Regions from separate parts of the Homo sapiens genome. Here all the other regions are linked to region 3. The links are chromatin contacts, found by Hi-C or POLR2A ChIA-PET in ENCODE. All regions are on one chromosome and are shown on one strand. Each heading gives the region's core, a stretch centred on a gene start or an enhancer-like site at or near the end of the contact. The rest is flanking DNA. Distances are from core to core; before and after follow the strand shown. Region 1 holds the start of ZMPSTE24 (zinc metallopeptidase STE24). Region 2 holds the start of COL9A2 (collagen type IX alpha 2 chain). Region 3 holds the start of CTPS1 (CTP synthase 1).

Region 1 (3,212 bases), core at 99-2,598, 720 kb after region 3:
ACCCCGTCTCTACTAAAAATACTAAAATTAGCTGGGCGTGGTGGCACGTGCCTGTAATCCTAGCTACTCGGGATGCTGAGGCAGGAGAATCATTTGAACATCCCTCCCTCTGCGCGCTGCTGGCAGTGTCACAGACACACTCTTCCCCTTGCAGACTCTCCCTCGTCCCTCCTAGTTTCTTGCAGTGAGCCGAGATAACGCCACTGTACTCCAGCCTGGTGACAGAGCTAGACTCTAAAATTAAATAAATAAATAAAGATTAAAAATAAATAAATAAAAGTTCAGATCTCTAAACCATGGTTATCTCAGGTAAATTGTTAACTTTCACTTTTTATTTTACCATTTTAATATTTAAACTAAAATAATGTTGATTTTATGAAAAACGAGAAATATATTTCATTTAATTTCATTTATTTATTTATTTTGAGATTGAGTTTCACTCTTGTCGCCCAGGCTGGAGTGCAGTGGCACAATCTCAGCTCACTGCAACCTCCGCCTACTGGGTTCAAATGATTCTCCTGCCTCAGCCTCCCAAGTAGCTGGGACTACAGGTGCGCGCCACCACACCCGGCTAATTTTTCTATTTTTAGTAGAGACGGGTTTTCGCCACGTTGGTCAGGCTGGTCTCGAACTCCTGACCCCAGGTGATCCGCCCGCCTCGGCCTCCCAAAGTGCTGGGATTACAGGCATGAGACACCACGCCGGGCCCGATAAGTTTTTTGTTTGTTTGTTTGTTTTTTCAAGCAGAAACAATATATGCACTTTAAGGAGAAACAAGAGTGCAAGTTCTTGGAAGGACTGCAAAATCCTATGGTTAGGCATGATTACATAAATGTCATGAGGAAGTTGGGTGTCTAAATCCTTTTAAAGGCTTATTCCAAAGATAAAGGAGGCCAAGTCTGGGCCCAAGGATCCCAAGGAAGCTGCAGGGAGGGCACAAGAGCCCAAGCCTTCCTCCAGGCCCTAAAGGGATTGGGTCCCATGATAACGTTACAGAAAACTTCCTTGACGCACCAAGACCCTCCTCAAAGCCACAGTCCGCCATCGGGCCAAGTTACGAGACTCAGCAGGGACCACAAAGACGAGACTGGCGCGGGGACCGAAGCAATCAAGAGTCTCAGGGTCGAAGCCAAGGCTACTCCAGGGCTGGCCGGGTATGGGGGTCAGGTTGGACCCTGTCTAGGCTCACCTGCCGCTGTGCTAGGAAGGTCTCCCAAAGATACACTGTCCAGGAAAAGAGCAGCACGGCCCCGAAGATACGCTTCTCGGCCGGCATCTCCCACAAAGCGTCCAGCGATGCCCACATCCCCATGGCCACCCGGTTCCGCCGGCTCCTTCAGCGTGCACCGGTGCCACACCGACACTCGTCCCTTCAGAGCGTCCCCGCGGTGTCACAGCAATATCCGTTCTTTCCGAGGGCCCCTACGCCGATACCCGCCCCCATCCCTCCCTCTGCGCGCTGCTGGCAGTGTCACAGACACACTCTTCCCCTTGCAGACTCTCCCTAGTCCCTCCTAGTTTCTACAGGAAAAGCCCCAGCCCCACCTTCCTCACTTCCGGCCCAAAGAGGGCGGGGACCCAAACGCCGAGTTCCGGGCCCGGCTGAGCTGTGTTGCATCAACATTCTTCCCCCACGTCTTGACGCTGGGTTCCGGCCTAGGGTTCTGGCTTTCCTCCTGGGCTAGTGAACGCGGCGAAGTCCTCCTCTTTCTAATCTCCAGAGCCGCAGTTCCATCCTCTGGGTCAGCGGCTTACCCTGACTGGGCTGCGGTATCTGCCTTCCTTCCCCCAACAAGGCGACAGGTAGTCGGGGCTGGGGCCGGAACTGACTGAGTGGGCCGCAACTGACTGAGTGGGCCGCGGCTCCCGCCTGAGGAGGCTAGGAAGGACTGAACAGCAGCCGACTTCCCAGGCTCTAAAAATCGTGCCTCTGAGTTAGAGCTACCTCAAAAGCAAGACCAAGCATGAGAAATGGAGTCTTTTGGCCAGTATTGGGGTGTTCGGAATTCAAGCGTATGAGAGAGTGGACGGTAGCGTTGAGAATTTTCATTTGAAGATCTCGTCTTAACCACCCCAAGTGTAGTCAGAGGCGGCGTTTTCCCTGCGAGAGTGCCCTGGAACAAAGCAAGGATAGCGTGGGTTAGACATACCTGAAATGAAAGCGTCTTACTTTATCTAGGTACATATTTGCGTCAGTAAGGCGCAACGCCATTTCTCTCTTGGAATTCAGAAGTGAAATATGGTGACTGGGACGCCTGTACATTGCTTTGACTTAAAAATTGAAGTCCATTATTCTGACCGAAAGTTAATCTGATGATTAATTGGTTAAACATACTATCGTTGCTAATTAGCATAATTATTATTTACAATAAAGTGAGCTAAATAGCTACAACTAAAATATATTTAAATTACTGTGATATTGTGATGCTAAAGATGTGTTGAAATTAATATCTTGAATTTCTCAACCCTGCCTAAATGCCTCTGAGAGTAATTAGTATAATTAAAAGTCACTAGAGAAAGTGAATGACTCTAATAACAGGATAACAAATTCTTTTCAAGTCAGATGGTTTCCAGTTCTTTGCTTTCAACAAAATTAATGGTGGCCCATGAATTGTCAGCTGATGAAGGAACACTATTTGGTTTTTGGCATGCAACTCGGAAAGAAACCAAACGATTGATTGACATGCTTACAACAAAACTACTAGCATTCTCACCTATTTATGTAAAACCATTTCTCAGCACTTGTATCTGTGAAAACAACAGAATTGAAAATGAACCCTGTTAATCTACCAGTAGGAACTATTCATCCAGATAAATGAATTAATTGGTGGGTCAGCCCCATCTATCTCACTAAGAGATGTGTTCCCAATAGAATTTCACCTTTTATAACTGTGTGTTATCAATATTTGCAATCGTGTCATTTTGATCCATTATATACTAAAGATGATTGTGATGATTACTCACTTCAGAAGAATTCCAGCGTAGAGCCATAAAGTTACACGAAATTTTTTAAGGTTTACTACATATGTCATATTTTTATTGCGAAGAAGTGATCAAGAAAAGGTTGTTCAAACATCAAAGTACTATATTTGAATAACATTTTTTGTTAGAGTACAATCTAAATATGTTAGAGATAATAAAAGAACAATGTTGAAGAGCTCATTAGTGTATGTTTTAATGCATAATGGTGGTTATTCAGTTGTTATGTAGAT
Region 2 (2,864 bases), core at 286-2,785, 660 kb after region 3:
TGGAGTTGGACTTTTCTAGCTTCAACTAGGTTCATCATTTTAGCTGATCTGCCTGTGGCCAGCTTCCCCACATTGGATGCCAACCTAGTAAAACAGTCATCCATAAATCATAAGGAAAGCTAAAATGTATCAAGCACCTACTATGTGCTGGTTCGAGGTTAAATGCCTCGCATGAGTCATCTCATTCAATTTCCACAAAAACCCTTTAAGATAAGGACAATTTGCTGGGCACGGTGGCTCATGCCTGTAATCCCAACACTTTGGGAGGCTGAGGCAGGCAGATCACCTGAAGTCAGGAGTTCAAGAGCAGTCTGGCCAACATGGCGAAACCCCATCTCTACTAAAAATATAAAAATTAGCCAGGCATTGTGGCTCATGCCTGTAATTCCAGCTACTCGAGAGGCTGAGGCAGGGGAATCATTTGAACCCGCGAGGCGAGGTTGCAGTTAGCTGACATCGTGCCACTGCACTCCAGAGCCTTTTAAGACTCTGTCTTAAAAAAAAAATATATATATATATATATATGGACTATTAGTATCCCCATTTTACAGATGAGGAAAATGAGACTTCATAGAGTTTGGGGTGCCTGTGGTCATATCTATAATTGTGAAAAAGTCAGATTCCAAAGCATTTTACCAATATTGCCTAAGTGAGTGGGAGGGAAGGGAAGGCTCTCTGGAGTCGGGCTATGCTGGACAGCGGGGTTCGGAAACTCTGGTGAATAAAGTGGTAGTTGTTTCTATGAACATGGAGTGAGAAGGCCCAATCCTAAACACACCAGTGCTTAAGGCAGCTGCAGAGAATTAAAGGCAATAGAAAAAGGGGAGCTGGATGGCAGGAGCTTGGATGGGGAAGACTTCAAGGGCAGGTGAAGATGCCAACAGCTTCCTGCCTGGAGGACCGAAGAAGGGTTGGGCTTCACTGCAGACCTCCAGGAGACAGATTTGCTTGTTGGGACAGAGTAGGGAGGTGAAAGCGAGGTGAGGAAGTTCGGGGGTGGGGGAGGTGCACACAGCTCCACTAAAGAGCTGGAAGAGGCCGATGGAGTATTCATGAGACGGCTGATCCAGGAAGGACTGTGGCATATTAATATGGAAAAGGCCTGTTTGTTTGTGCTTGGAGAGGAAGGAGCCAGAGGAGAGGGGAGCAAGGTGGGCGGGAGCTGGGGAGAGCCTGCAGCAAGATCTGCAGAGCCCGAGGTGCTCTCGGCCTGGGCCCTGGAGAGGACGTAGGGTAAGTGATGGGGCACAGGCTGTGCGTCAGGGGGAAGGTGCTGGGGCCTGAAGGTCCCGAGGGGAACCTCAGACGGCCTTATGCCTTCTCACAAAGAAACTGGACCATCATCTCCGACCCGCACCCCGGTCGCCCCTCGAGGACAGAGGGTGGGCGCAGGAGGCTGGACCGAGCGGGGCGGAGCTGGATGCCTGGCGCCGGCCTCCCTCCCGGCAACCCCGCCGGTCCTCTCAGGTGACAGCTCACGCCGGCCCCCGCCCCGCCCCCCGCATATTCAGGAGCCCCAGCCCACCCTGCCCGCGAACAGCCAGCGCTGGAGGAGCGCCGGGAGACTCTGCCGTCGGTGCGTGCGCGGACACGCACCCGTCCCCCTTGGTCTCGCCGCCAGCCATGGCCGCCGCTACGGCCTCCCCCCGCAGCCTCCTTGTTCTCCTCCAGGTGGTAGTGCTCGCTCTGGCGCAGATTGTAAGTTTCGCAGCCCCTCCGCTGCCAGGGTCCAGGGTGCGGGGTCTGGAGTCCGGGATGGAGGAGCTCTGCCTGTGTCCCGCGCCTACTGACACCCCTAGCCCGAGAGGCCACCTGAGGACAGCGCCGCGGGCAGGTCCCCTCGGTGGGTGCATACATGGTGCCCATCGCGGCACCGTGAATGGAGGTGGCTGAGCCGGAGAGTCAAACGGGACCCGTCCCCAGACGCGCGGCCCGGCCCGGGACAGGCAGCGTGGGGCAGGAGCTGGCGCCCGGTCCTGGCAGCCCGGGGAGCCCAGGTGGCGGGGCATACAATGGTGCTCATTCACCCGCTGCGCAGCCTCCGCCCCCGCCGCCTCCCAGGGGGCGCCGGCTCCAACCAGACGCCGCTGTCGCCCCGAGGCGGCCTCTCGGCCCTGCCCGCCTACCCACGTCTCCCTTCCGAGGGCCGCCGGGGGCTGCGGGCGCGCGGGTAGGGCAGAGACTGGGCCCGGTCGGGTGCTGGGTGTGGTTTCGAGCTCGCCTGCGGGGCGCCAGCCTGGCACTTCGCGGCCTGGGGAGGTCGTGGGCACCGGGACCCCTGCCTGGGTCCGAGCTGGCCTCTTAAAAGGGCCGCCTTTTAAGATCTCTGATCTGTTCAGAGATGGGCAGCAGGATGGAGACTCTCCAGCTGTGAGCTCGCCTCATCTTGATATGACTTGTGACCTCCCTGAAACCTCACACCCACCCAGGGGCATTGAATTGCAGGCAAACGGGATCCAGAGAGAGGGTCTGCTTTCTGGGAGGTGCCGGCTCCTCCTGCTCCCCTGCAGCAGTCAGGGCTTAGCAGAGGGAGGACCGGGCAGCTGTGCTGCCGAAGGGGCGCTCCGAGTGGGAAGATAGTACCCGCTTCACCTCCCTACACCTCCTTTCTCTGCGCCTCCCCCACTTTCCCGTCGGGTTTTCCCGCACCATGGGGAGAGGAGGAGGCGCTGTCTCTGCCTGTCGTTCACGTAAGAACAACAACCCGAGCCACCGCTCACTGAGGGCCGGCAGCCTGCTAGGCACAACCTTACATTCCATCTGTGATTTATTTGAGCTGTCCACGTCTCCATCTATTCCCCACCGCGACCGCGCAAGGGCAAACTGGCACAGTGGAAGGAGTCGGGCAGATCCAGGGCGGACTC
Region 3 (3,108 bases), core at 84-2,583:
AAGGTGAGACAAGTCCTGGGGGTAGTGGGCGGATCCAGGCGGCTCCTGTTTTGTAGATATGACTTGCAATGGGCCTTGAAGGACTGACTGCACGACTCAGAGCACAGGAAAGGGAACAGGGTGAACAGGCAGGTGCAGGGCAGCTACAGAGAACAGAGGTAAGGCCGTGAGGGGGAAGGCGGGGAAGCAGGGATATACAGTGGAAGATAAACTGGAAAGGTAGGCAAGGGCCAGATCATGTGCAAACTGGCATGCCCAATCTGAACTTAATCCTGAAGGTGACGGAAGGCGCAAGAAGGTTTTCCGGCACAGAAGTAACGTAAATCAAGACGCATCAGAGAAATTCAACAAAGACTGAGGGGGGAAATGCTTTTTCTTTCAATGTTATGAGATGAAGTGCCAGCCCCCATCACTAGTGTGCAGACCTCAATCATGTCACTTGAGCTGCCTGCAACGCGGGTTCTCACCTAGGGGAATGGGGGTGAGAATCTCTGCGCCGCCCGCGTCACAGGGCCGCTGAGGATTCGAAACTGTAACGAGCGTGGACGGAAGGGCGCCACGCAAACGTGGTGAGCTCTATACACCGCCAGCGCCCCGACCCCCGGCCGCCGGGAAGGGAGGAAGCCGTGAGGCCCAAAGGCCAGCCGCGGGGCCCAGGGCCGGCGAGTTCGCAGGCCCCCTCGTCCTACGGCGCGGAGCTGCCGCGCCCAGCCCCGGGCGGCTGAGCCCGCGCCGAGGCCGGAGGCCCGAGGCCCGCACTGCTTGAATGGATGGGCGACTGCCGGGCTTCCTCGCAGACGAAGAGCAAGGGCGGAGGGTGTGGGGGGGGGCGCCGCTCCACTCCCCTACGGCCTTCTCCGTCCGACGAGCCCGGCCGAGCTGATTCGGCGCGGCCCAGCGCGGCAGCGCAGGCCCCGCAGCCTCTGAAGCCGCCCCGCGCCCCGCTTGGCCCCTCTCCCCAGCGCCGCCCGGCCACGAGGCCCGCGCGCGGGAGCCGGCAGCTCGCCGGCCGGGGCGCCCGCCCCACTCCCGTTAGGCACACAGCCCATTGGGCAGGACGCCGAGTCACCTCGCCCCTGATTGGTAGGAGCGACGTCCGTCACCGCGGCGGCGGGGCTATTCGGCGCCGGGCTCAGCTCGCGCCGCTGACTCCTGCGCGGGAGAACAGATCCCCCCCGGGATCCCTGGAGTCAGCCTACCTGCGGCCGGCTTCAGATCCTCCCGTCAGCGACAGAGCTGGGCCGGCGACGCGCGCGGAGCCCCGGACAGCCAGTGAACAACCCCGACCGCATGCGCCCGGCAGTCTTTCACGGAGGCGGGCTCTAGGCTGTGCGCACGCAGAGGTTGGAGGGCGGGCCGGGCCTGGAGGGCGCGGGGCGGGGCGGGGCCTGGAGTGCGCAGGCGCGGGACAGGACCGCTGGGCCGCCTCCGCTGAACTGTGCCGCCGTAGGTTCGAGGCCGGGCGGGTGGTGGCGTGTCTGCCCCTCTGCTTCCGTCCCAGCCTGTGGCCCAAGCTTACTCTCTTGAAGGGGAGGAGGCTGTTTGGGAACTCACGCCTGGCCTATTCGTCACCTGGCCTCGCGTCCTCCCACAGCGGTCTCCTGGAGTTCTGGGCGTCGCCTTCCATCCGATGGTCTTTCACTGTGGGCTCCTGGCGGTGATGCGCCAGCGCATCTCTGCCTCCGGGCGAGGGACGGCGGCAGCGCCACCCTGGCCTCCAAGACGGAAGTGCGGAGGGTCGCGCGGCGTTGGCTCCTCGTCGGCCTCCCTCCTCCCCACACCTGCCCCGAAGGCGGCTGCTTTGGATGGACTAGGATCCCGAAAAGTACGGTTTCATCTAGCTATCGCTCCCTGAGCACCGACTGTGCCACGCACTGTGCTGGGCACCGAGGGACCCTCTCCTCGGACTAACGATGTAGGGAGGCACACTGAGCAGCTCATTACACTTTATGGTTGTTATGGGTGCTTGCTGCAGAGATGCTGGTGCCGGGGCAGTGAGTGCCCAGCGCGGGGACTGACCCAAGTCCGGTGGTGATTGGGAATTCAGGCGGGAAGCCCGCCCTGAAAAAGTAACTTTGAAGCAGAGACCTAAGTAGACGGCAAAGATGGGAAAGGGAGAGGCGGGGATAAGAAAGTGAGACATGCTTGAGCCCAACAGTTCGAGACCAACTTGGGTAACATAGCGAGACCCCGTTTCTTATAAAAATAATAATAGTAGGCCGGGCGCAGTGGCTCACACCTGTAATCCCAACATTTTGGGAGGCCGAGGCAGGCGGATCACAAGGTCAGGAGTTCAAGACCAGCCTCGCCAATATGGTGAAACCCCGTCTCTACTAAAAATACAAAAATTAGCTGGGCGTGGTGGTGGGTGCCTGTAGTCCCAGCTACTCAGGAGGCTGAGGCAGGAGAATAGCTTGAACCTGGGAGGTGGAGGTTGCAGTGAGCCAAGATTGCACCACTGCATTCCAGCCTGGGCGACAGAGCGAGACTCCTTCTCAAAGAATAAATAAATAAAATAAAAATAGTAATAATAATTTTTTTTTAAAAGTGAGGCAGAAGGAAAAGCCTGTGTACAAGCCCAAAGAGGCCGGCACAGCTGAATTGGAAGGCCAGTCTAGCCAAGTCCACAAGGGCCACAGGAAGCGAGATTAACATGAGATTAGGTTGAAGAGTTGGGTAGGGCCATACGGTGAAGAGCATTATAGACCAAGTAAAGGCTTCTCTTTCTCCTAGGGATAGTGGAAAGCTGTAGAAACTTTTGAGAGGCTTTTGACCTTCCTTTGAATAGTGAATATATGTACATGGTTATAATTTTTCCCCAAACACTACACAAGGGTATCCATGAAAAGTAAATCTCTTATTTCTGTACCCCAGTGTTCCTGTTTTGTTCTCTAGAAGCAGTCTGCCACAAGTTCTTAACTATCTTCACTGAAGGAGTTTTAAAAAAAAAGATGTGATGGGATCAGATTTGTGTTTTAGGAAAATCATTGAAGCAGATGGATTCCCAGAAACCAGGTCAGGAGGCTCCTGCAGTGGCCTCTTTTAGAGGCTTCTGGCTCCTTCCAGATCTGGATCACCAGTGCTTCAACCCTGACAACCTGCCCATGC

Evidence for each region. Hi-C counts contacts between places; a loop is a spot of excess contacts on that map. ChIA-PET counts read pairs that join two places held with the same protein, here RNA polymerase II (POLR2A). Pooled maps may share reads with other maps.
Region 1: a loop to region 3 is called in a map with no recorded cell type, with 15 times the contacts of the local background. The contact joins the promoter of ZMPSTE24 here to the promoter of CTPS1 in region 3. A Hi-C loop is called at or near these places in 1 of 37 single-sample maps with no recorded cell type and 7 of 50 pooled maps. POLR2A ChIA-PET finds 5 or more read pairs at or near these places in 3 of 52 experiments (CD4-positive, alpha-beta T cell, GM12878 and K562).
Region 2: a map with no recorded cell type shows a loop between it and region 3 (9-fold over the local background). The contact joins the promoter of COL9A2 here to the promoter of CTPS1 in region 3. A Hi-C loop is called at or near these places in 1 of 37 single-sample maps with no recorded cell type and 5 of 50 pooled maps. POLR2A ChIA-PET finds 5 or more read pairs at or near these places in 1 of 52 experiments (OCI-LY7).

Annotation. Positions count from the first base shown.
Region 1 is chr1:40,256,372-40,259,583 of GRCh38, reverse strand. ZMPSTE24 (zinc metallopeptidase STE24) reads right to left here and starts at 1,348. Exons shown (of 10, transcript NM_005857.5): 1 at 1,190-1,348. The coding sequence starts at 1,312. RefSeq lists enhancers at 938-1,037, 1,128-1,407, 1,488-1,757, 1,988-2,117.
Region 2 is chr1:40,315,957-40,318,820 of GRCh38, reverse strand. COL9A2 (collagen type IX alpha 2 chain) reads left to right here and starts at 1,535. Exons shown (of 32, transcript NM_001852.4): 1 at 1,535-1,698. The coding sequence starts at 1,624. RefSeq lists enhancers at 1,404-2,040, 2,041-2,677 and a silencer at 1,851-2,360.
Region 3 is chr1:40,977,921-40,981,028 of GRCh38, reverse strand. CTPS1 (CTP synthase 1) reads right to left here and starts at 1,333. Exons shown (of 19, transcript NM_001905.4): 1 at 1,200-1,333. RefSeq lists an enhancer at 335-384 and silencers at 585-724, 795-1,084, 1,355-1,544.